2 separate regions of the Homo sapiens genome follow, and region 2 is linked to region 1. Evidence: read pairs that join two places in POLR2A ChIA-PET (ENCODE). Cell type or tissue: PC-9. All regions are shown on one strand. Each heading gives the region's core, and the rest is flanking DNA. Links, peaks and the distances in the headings are about the cores only.

Evidence for each region. Peaks named below come from ENCODE experiments on the same cell type or tissue, not always from the same donor. Only the 100,000 strongest peaks of a DNase experiment are listed, where the experiment ranks them.
Region 2: POLR2A ChIA-PET joins it to region 1 with 5 read pairs; 4 of 35 experiments call an interaction of 5 or more read pairs at or near these places.

Annotation. Positions count from the first base shown.
Region 1 is chr2:63,825,732-63,830,132 of GRCh38, forward strand. It overlaps a transcript of WDPCP not described here. Among named protein-coding and RNA genes, the nearest start is that of UGP2, 14 kb to the right of the region's middle. In PC-9, for the core only: no CTCF peak of the experiment used is centred there; a DNase peak (open chromatin) is centred at 2,209.
Region 2 is chr2:63,612,490-63,616,890 of GRCh38, forward strand. It overlaps a transcript of WDPCP not described here. Among named protein-coding and RNA genes, the nearest start is that of MDH1, 26 kb to the left of the region's middle. RefSeq lists enhancers at 1,941-2,803, 2,804-3,666. In PC-9, for the core only: no CTCF peak of the experiment used is centred there; DNase peaks (open chromatin) are centred at 2,252 and 2,762; H3K4me3 peaks cover 2,270 bases; H3K27ac peaks cover 2,938 bases.

The DNA.
Region 1 (4,401 bases), core at 141-4,140:
TGTGCACTGACACTTGTTCTTAAAATGTCTGCCCCATAATGATACCTATTACTGCTGCTCACATTTCACTGGCCAAAGCAAGGCACATGGCTACAACTAACTCCAAAGAAGACAAGGAAGAGCAATCTTACCAAATATCCAGGAGGAGAATTGGAATATTTGTGAACAGTCCTTATGATTTCCTTATCTACATCTTTGTGTGCTCACTTAAACTTCTTGTAAATGTGGATTAAATGGAAAGTTACAGTCCTGCATTATCTTTTTTTAAAAAAATTAAAACACATCAACAAATATTTCCTGACACAAAATTATAAAAATGAGCAAAAAGCCAACATACACATGTATCTTGCTCAATTCAATGCCATTAAAAGTTCAGATGCATCAGTTTGCCAAATTCTCTGTTGAGGAAAAATAGTCACTTACGTACCAAAAATAACACATTAACAAGTATGGTGTCTTACTTCTTATAATAGGATACAGGATACTGTATCCTATTTTTTCTTTTTTGCCTACTAGGAGAGTTTTTGCTTTGCTTAATTTAATACATATCCTCAGAATCAGGGTTCAAGAGTACTGTGAAAAGGCCACTCTGCCTCGCTAGTGGGTAATATTTGGCAATATATATTAAAAGGCTCTTATCTTCTGACTTAGCACAATTCTCAGTATTCATTATGGTGACATCTTGTCACCAGAATACTGTGTCCTATTATAGGTATTTTAAGCAGTCCTTGTTAACTTTTAGTTCTTTTTTCTCTTTTATATTTATGAAAATTAATTCCACTAACAGACACACTAGTGGTGTAACTTTGAAATAAAATTTTTAAAAAGTCTGCTACTTCTTTCTTAGGCTTCTAAGTTAGTTTAATTGAGAAGTATCCTGAAGTTATCATTTGGAAATACTTACCTTACTCTTGCATAACCAAAATAGAGAAATAAATTAAATGATAATGCAGATAAGAGTGGAACTGTCATCCATAACTCCTGATTTTAAATATTTTGCATGTTCACCAAATAGCATCCCTCTTCTACTCTTTAAAAAATAAATGCTATACAGTTAAACTTAAAAAATAAATCCGTACTAACAAATATATCATTTTTCTAACTTTGAAGTTCTAATTTTGAAGTTCTCTGTAAGATTTAATTTGGAAAAATGGTCCAAAGCTAAAATTAATTTTGAGAACTACTTCTATAGACCATTGTCTTTGTCACAAATCCATTTGGTATTTATTTGACTTTTAGGTCTCCCATCTTTTGAAAAATCTTCTAAAAATGCAAATGTAATCTCTTGTGTCTCAAGACTTTCAGACTTCCTTGAATCTTTCTTCCTTGTAAGTCATCCTAGAAAGACTCCCTAGTGAACAAAATGTGCAAATTTTAAAAGCAGCTTATACTGCATATTTGTTAAAATTCCTTCAATAAACCCAAAAAAATGAGGCAAGAGTTTATTTTCTATTATACAATCCCCTGTTACCCCTGTTACTTGGCTAACAAAATTAAGCCCTCCTTCTGACCCTGTGTCATTGTATTCTTCTCAATCCTTCAGCTTTGTTTTATTAAACAAAATATGCTCAATATTTTTCTTGTTTCTTTTCTCTTTGTTTTTCTTAGAATTCTCAAAAGATGTAATATTACTATGATTCAAATAGTTCAATCAAACCAGTGCACAGGTTTTATGGTCTCCTATACATGTTGATTGCATATTGGCCTTATTAGTCACAGCCATCTTTATAGCCAGCAACATTTTAAGAAATTCACTGATCATGGATTCTATAATAATTTATTTAAGAAAGTGAGCTGAGTCTACCATCTCTAACATGATCATTTCATTTGCATAAGACAGACAATCCAACTTAAAATGGCCTAAACGAATAAAAAAAATTATTGGCTTACATAATTTAAAAGTCCATGGATAGCCTGCAGAGGCGGATCTCAGTTAAACGGTTCAAACCTTGTAATCAAAACTCTGTCTCTTCATTCTCCACTACGCTGGCTTCATTTTCAGGCTTCATGGAATTCCTAACAAGAGGGATCTTAACATGTCTAGGTAACATCACTAAGCAGCAAGGTGAGGAATCTCTAGGTCAATAGCTCTGAAGGGCAGCAGCTGTTTGTGGTCTTTTATAGCCACAGAGTTTGTCTTATCTATGGCCAGAAGATGTTGGGTGCAGTTTCATGGGGGTATGCCAAGCAGGTATGACCTAATGGCTAAAATATGCTCATTTGAGCTATATTTAAAGCAACTAGACATGCAAGAATTTGAGTCTGGCACTGACAGGCTTTGATCTACTGGTCCTAGCCTGCTGCAAAGAAGTAAACATTGGGCTAATACACAGGGGCCATCTTTAACCCATTTATGTAACAATTGAGAAATCTGTCTTTTCTCCCTGGATGTTTTTTAGATCTCTTCTTTATCTTTATTTAGGTGTGGATTTACTTTTTTTTTTTTTCATTCTTCTTGCCACTGTGTCTCCTGAATTTCCCCAGAATGCTCCCAACTCAAAGTTTTTGCATGTCCTAGCACTGCAGCTTGAAAGCATTTCTTCCAGATATATTTTTGGCTTGCTTTCCCAACTGGCTCAAACCTCTGCTCCAACTATTTCCTCAGAGAGGGCTTCCCTGAACCCAACTTCTTCAAACTTTCTATCCCTTACCCTGCTTTTTAAATAAAACTTAGTACTACTTGATATTATATGAAATATTTGTTCATCATTCTCCTTCCCCCAAGAATATATATCTATGTGGGGAGAGACCGTTTTACTCATTGCTATATACTTAGTACCTAGAACGGTGCCTAAGGCTCAAACATTTGTTGACTTAATGAAAAAATAACCTCTCCTCTATGCTTCATTTTCTCCTTTTTAGGCAGATGAGGTTTTCTGTGTAACTATGCAGATGGCCCAAATATTTTCACTGTCAGATGGAACACTACTACATACAATCATCAAGGTTGTATTCAAGATCATCCTTAGCATTGGTTTTCTTTGTGACAATGATACCTAAGATTTTTTATTTCTTTTGCTTTGTCTTCTTCCTATTCAATCCATTGCCTGGATTCTAATGTTTTAAACTCTTGCCCCTGCCCTAGCCTTCCCTCTTGTGAGCCTTAAATAATCTTTAAAAATTATTAAGTTTAACTTTTTCTATTTTGCTAAGCAATGGTAAGATTGACTATCATTTTTTTACTCAAGAAAATTGCTTAATATTTGCTTTTGTTAGAAAATATGTATATCACTTTGTGTTATAAAAGCTTATAAATTTGTATTTTTATGTATTAAAACAGAAACATTTAAAATTATTATGATAAAAGTAATACACGAGTTTAAAAACTCAAACATTATAGATGAGCAGAAAAATAAAACATAAAAATGCAGCCAAACAACTGTCTTACAATCCAATTCTACTTCCTACAGTACTTTATTGACCAAAACTCAAGTAGGAAATACATTTTACAGGTATGCAGAAAGCTGAAAAACATTTCACACGTTTTACTCATCTTTACTGTCTTTACTAGTGCAATGCAACCTGATATTTCTTTTTCCTTCTTGTCTCCTAATGTAGGTGGCAACCTACTAAATTGATTTCATTGCCACAGCTTGAAAACACTGCCCAAAAGGTGCCAACATCAAACTGTTTTTAGCTCTTCTGATAGTTACTCCATAATTTAAAATAATACGCACGCACTGCACTGCCACTGTTTGGTTCAACTCCTTGCTTTTTTAACAAATTGACTCTACATTTTGAGAATGAACAATGAGAATTTAGCTCAGTTCCAGTACTCTCCATTTTTCTTCCCTTAGTCTTCTCTTTGCAATTTTTAAAATTATATTATATTACATTCTATTTGCTACTTTATTCCTTTAAAGAATACTTAAACCTATTTCTTGATGTACTTAATTTAGAAAGTGTCTCCTGACTTTTCCATTGTGTAAGATTAAAAAATTTTATCCTTTCGCTTCCTTCCATTTCCCAAGTACCATGGGTTACACCAGTACTTTTACATTGTTGATATTTGTATTATTTGCTCTGTTAGAATAATCGTCTTGTGCATTTTGTCTTAAATTTTGTCTTTTATTTTGAAAATTAAAGATTTTTTCAGTATTACAATTTTGTACATCTTATTCACTGCAGAATCAAGTGGTATGAATGGACGTGTGGGAAGAGAAATGTAAGCCGTGTTATTAAATCTACACCTATTGAAGGAGAATGTTCTAGGTGTCAATGTCAAATGGATTTTCTTTTCTTATTATGTCCACTGATTACTCATAATAATGACACATTTTAGTTCATTTCGTCTTTGAGCCATGGCTTATACAATTTTTTTGCCTTTACTAAAGATTCTATTTCTTCTGTCTTGATGACAAGAGAAGCATCATCAGCCTATCATAAATATGTTTAAGGTTT
Region 2 (4,401 bases), core at 289-4,288, 210 kb before region 1:
AAAATAAGGACTGCCATAAATCCTCTCTCCTAGGGAAGTTTCATGACCATGAAGAAGACAGAAAGTTGGCACTGACATGGACATATGAAAACAAACCTTATTCCTTTTGTTTCCCCCATACACTTACCTTTCCACAGTTTACCACCCTTGAAAGCTTAAAACCTTTTCCTTTGTCTTGTCACATCTAAATGGGCTGGTTTTTTGTGAAGATGCTATATAAACTCAAATTCTAACCATCGTTTTCAGTTACTCATCACTGAGTTTCTCCCACATGTATGTGTACTACATGTGTTAGTAAATTCTGTTTTTCTTTTGTTAATCTGTCTTTTGTCAGTTAGATTTCCAGGGCCCGAGATGGAGGCTAGGACCTAGGCAGGTAGGGGAAAAATGTTATTTTTTTCTCCCCATAGGTTTTTTCCTTTTCTTTTCCTTTCTTTCTTTCTTTTTTTTTTTTTACTTCTTAGCATCACTTCAAAGTCTATTATAATGTGGCCTCAAGTGACACCTTCCAGCCCCGTCTTTGACTATTATTCCCTGTACCTTCCATACCTTCCATGCTGGCCATGTTAAAGTACTTGGACAGTTAGTCACGTGCATGGCTCCATGCCTTTGTTTGGCTGTTCTCTTTGCTTAGAATGCTCTTCTCTGCTTCTCTAGACTGCCTTACACATAGGTAGTCAACATGTGCATATTGATTAAGGGGGGAAAATCCCAAGAACTTTTGTCCCACTGTCTTAAGACTAGTCCTCCAGTAGTAGACCCTAAAATGAGGTTTCTGAGGATTCAAATGCATGTGATTTACTAAGGCAGTGCTCCCAGGAGAAATCTCTAAGGAAGAAGAGCAGGAGCAGGGAAAAGGAGGAAGCCAAGCAATGGTGCATCTAGCCAAGGATGGCTCCAGCCTGATGAAATCAGGGAAACTTCTGTTCTTAGGCAAGGAGCCTGGGGCTTTTATTTCATACTCCCAAACCTCCCAATCATGGGATGGGGGTGGAGAATGTAATTCCCAGCCATTGCCTGCTCTCTATGCTGCCAGCAAAGCAGGCTGTAGCAGTACAGGCACAGTCCTCCAAAAAGAACCCCAGATGCTAGCTGTTAGAAGCAAAGGAAAGTCCAAGGGAATGGGAGCATGGGTGCTAAAAGGAATCTGGGCAGAAACACCAACATTATTCACCACTTCCACTGTTGGAGTGCAGAGAACAATACCCCAAAGTATGATGCTTTGTCATGCCGAACACTTCTGAATTAAAGGAACTTGGAAAGGCTAAGAACCGAGGAGTTTCTAGCCTTCTCTTATTTCTACCCCAAACCCCAAGCACAGGGAGAGGTTATCTCTGGTATTTCCCTTGTCTGACTGAGGAAAACTTCTTTCAAAAGAAATGCAATTGTCTTAAGACCCCCTCCCTAGGAATCTCATCAAATAACTAGGCAAGATTAACCACTGGAGAAAAGACTAAACATCATCACCATGCTCGGACAGACTTTTTATTCATTTTTCTGAGAGCAGCTCCAAGAGATTACCTGGGAGACTTTATTTACATAATATAAGAACCTCCGTTCACAGGGAAGTTCTGACCGTCACTATCCCACCACCTCCCCTAGTGCTCAGAATGAAGTTTTGTTCCAGAACAATGTCTGTTCTTTGGGCTCATTCAATTATCCTGAAAATCATTTACTACCCCTCAAAATTGCCCACATCCCCCATTCCCTCTCCCCTATGAAGAAGATTTTTAAACCTCAACCATCTGACCCTTCTTTGAGTTTCATATTTTGTATGGCTTCTGTACACACTTGCATGTTAATAAATTTGTATGCCTTTTTCTCCTGTTAATCTCCCTACTGTCAGTTCATTTCAGCAAACCTTCAGAAGGCAAATGGCAAACTTTCCCTCCACTCCTATGTTTACCCACTTAGTCTTACTCCTAATGAAGCCTAGATGAACTCTATCATTTTATACTTAGAGGGAGATGGCACTGTTAGGGCTCAGAACACAACAGCCCAAGGTATGATGTCTTTGGTATGCTGAGTACTTTGAAATGAAAGAGGCTGGAAGAACCACAGAAGCAAAGTCTCTCTCTGACCTTCTCTTATCCTCTTGTCTCCCATCCTTTTTCCTCCCCAAAGCAGGCCTATAAACTAGTATTCCTCTTCCCCAAGGTGACTCATAGCAATTAAAACTCCTGTTCCCCAAAACAAGTCATAAAACCTAGAAAGACCTCTTTTTCCCTTTTCACTTGAAGAACCTCATTCCATAGGAATTCTGCCCCATACCTTGGAGGATGAAATGCTTCCCAGAGAGGAATTTCAAGAATCTGAACAGACAGGCCTTGCTAGGTTTCTCCCCTCAGTTGATTACCATTAGATCATACCCTGTATCCAATCACATTTCTACGCAACTGTCTATTCTTCATTGAACCTAAGCATAAAAACAGACAATTTTCCCTAGGTTTGGGGATTTTCATTCTGAAGCCTCCCGTATCACATAAAACTTTGATAAAATAAGTTTGTTAGGCTTTTCTCTTGTTAACCTGTTTTTGTTATAGTGAGAGAGGAGGTAGAAAGACACTAGCTAGGCAGACAGGGCAAAGAGTTCTCGGCAGAACTTCCCTTCTAACAAAAAGCAGCCCAGGAAATCACTTACCTTTTAACAAAGAGCAGCCTGGAAGATCAGGCTGCAAACACAGATAAGGAAGCAGCTATGACACAGAGGTGGAGCTTCCTGGGTAATTGGCAAGTTTCACATACATACGGTGGATCCCAGTAAACACAATGGGCCTTAGTGAGCACATTCCTTTCCTTTTTACGACATACTCATGGGGAGATGCCTGCAGCCGCACCAACAAAAAAGGAGTACCTGGGGCCAGGCATGTCCACCGTGCGGGATCTACCTCCCCTTTTTCAGCACATGCACAGTAGGAAAGAAATAAGCAATGCGAAGAAGCTCAGGCCAAGGAGCCGTCTGCATAATAAAAGGTAGGGGTGGGGGCTGCCAGAGATTTGTGCTCTGTGCAGATGGCACACCTGGTTCTAACCTGTTTTTCATGCCCTAGGTAAATAAGATACCCCCTCCCCACTAACTCATTTATAAAAACCCTTGCATTTCCCTGCAGAATGGCAACACTTTTGGGGACCCCACTCTGCAGCAGAGAGCTGTTTCTTTTGCCTATTAAACTTCTGCTCTAACCTCACCCTTGGTGTGTTTGTGTCCTTGCTTTCCTTGGCCACAAGACCAAGAACTTCAGGTGCCACCCCAGGCAATGAGGCCATTTCAAGAGGGGTGTCAGCCACAACCCTTAGGATTACACCTGGGTTCTGCACATGATTTATGTGTGCATGATTTTCTACTCATGCTTCTTCTCTTACTTTGTGGCCCTGAGAATAAGCTTTCTCGTTTCACCATAGAGCTAAATTCATAGCACTACTTATTCTAGCTGGAAGTTACCTTGGTAATAATAATATTCTCAGGCTTGAGCTGGGGCATTTCCAGAATAAAGTTGCTCAGAGTTAATGCTCTCCTGTTCATTTATTTTTTCAACAGAGAGATTAGTCTGTGCATGGCATTGTGCTAATTCCAGGTACATTGATGAATTCTATCTTTATGGAACATACTATAAATAACACACATATAGTACAATAAATTCTTTGCAGGAAATAGTGCAATGTTAAGAAACTTACAGAGGTGAGAATCTACTTAGATAGGGATGGTTCTCTAAATCTTTCTGAGGCATTGATATTTAAGGCCAAGATCTGAAGAATAAGAAGGGAGAGGGGGAGTTCCTTCCTTACCTCACAAAGGGAATTATAAATGGAAAAGCCTTGAGCCTGGAAAAAACTCCTCCTGTTTTAGGAAAGAAAAGGTCTGTTTAGGCCTAAAACAAACTGGGGGAATTAAGGGAGGGAGGGTAAAGGGGCTGAAAATGGAATTGGAGAGGTAAGTAGGAGCCAGTCCATGCTAGACCCTCACCTTAGCCTAATAGGCTAGATTTCTTTTTAACATGCAAAAGTAAGTCTAATGTGCACCTTTGAGTCTTTTATATATCCTTTACTCTATAGCATAAAATAAGAAATATAAAACAAAAACGAAATAATTTTAAGATTCTAGTGGCTTTAGTATTGCCAATAATGTTGATTAGTGGACAACTTTGCTTATGTGGAAAGAGACCATATTACTCTCCTCCCTTCCTCCTATATTAGAATGCAAATAAGTAGCATTATTTAAACACAGCAACCCACGTGGAGAAGAAAAAAATCATTATTTTAAAAAGTATATGCAAATAAGGATATTAGTGATAATGTGAAAAGGACTAAATAAAATTACAATCCATAGAAGGATTTTAAAGCTAGAAGAAACTTTGAGATTATCCAACAAAATGCTTTTTTTTAATTGAAGTAATGACAAGG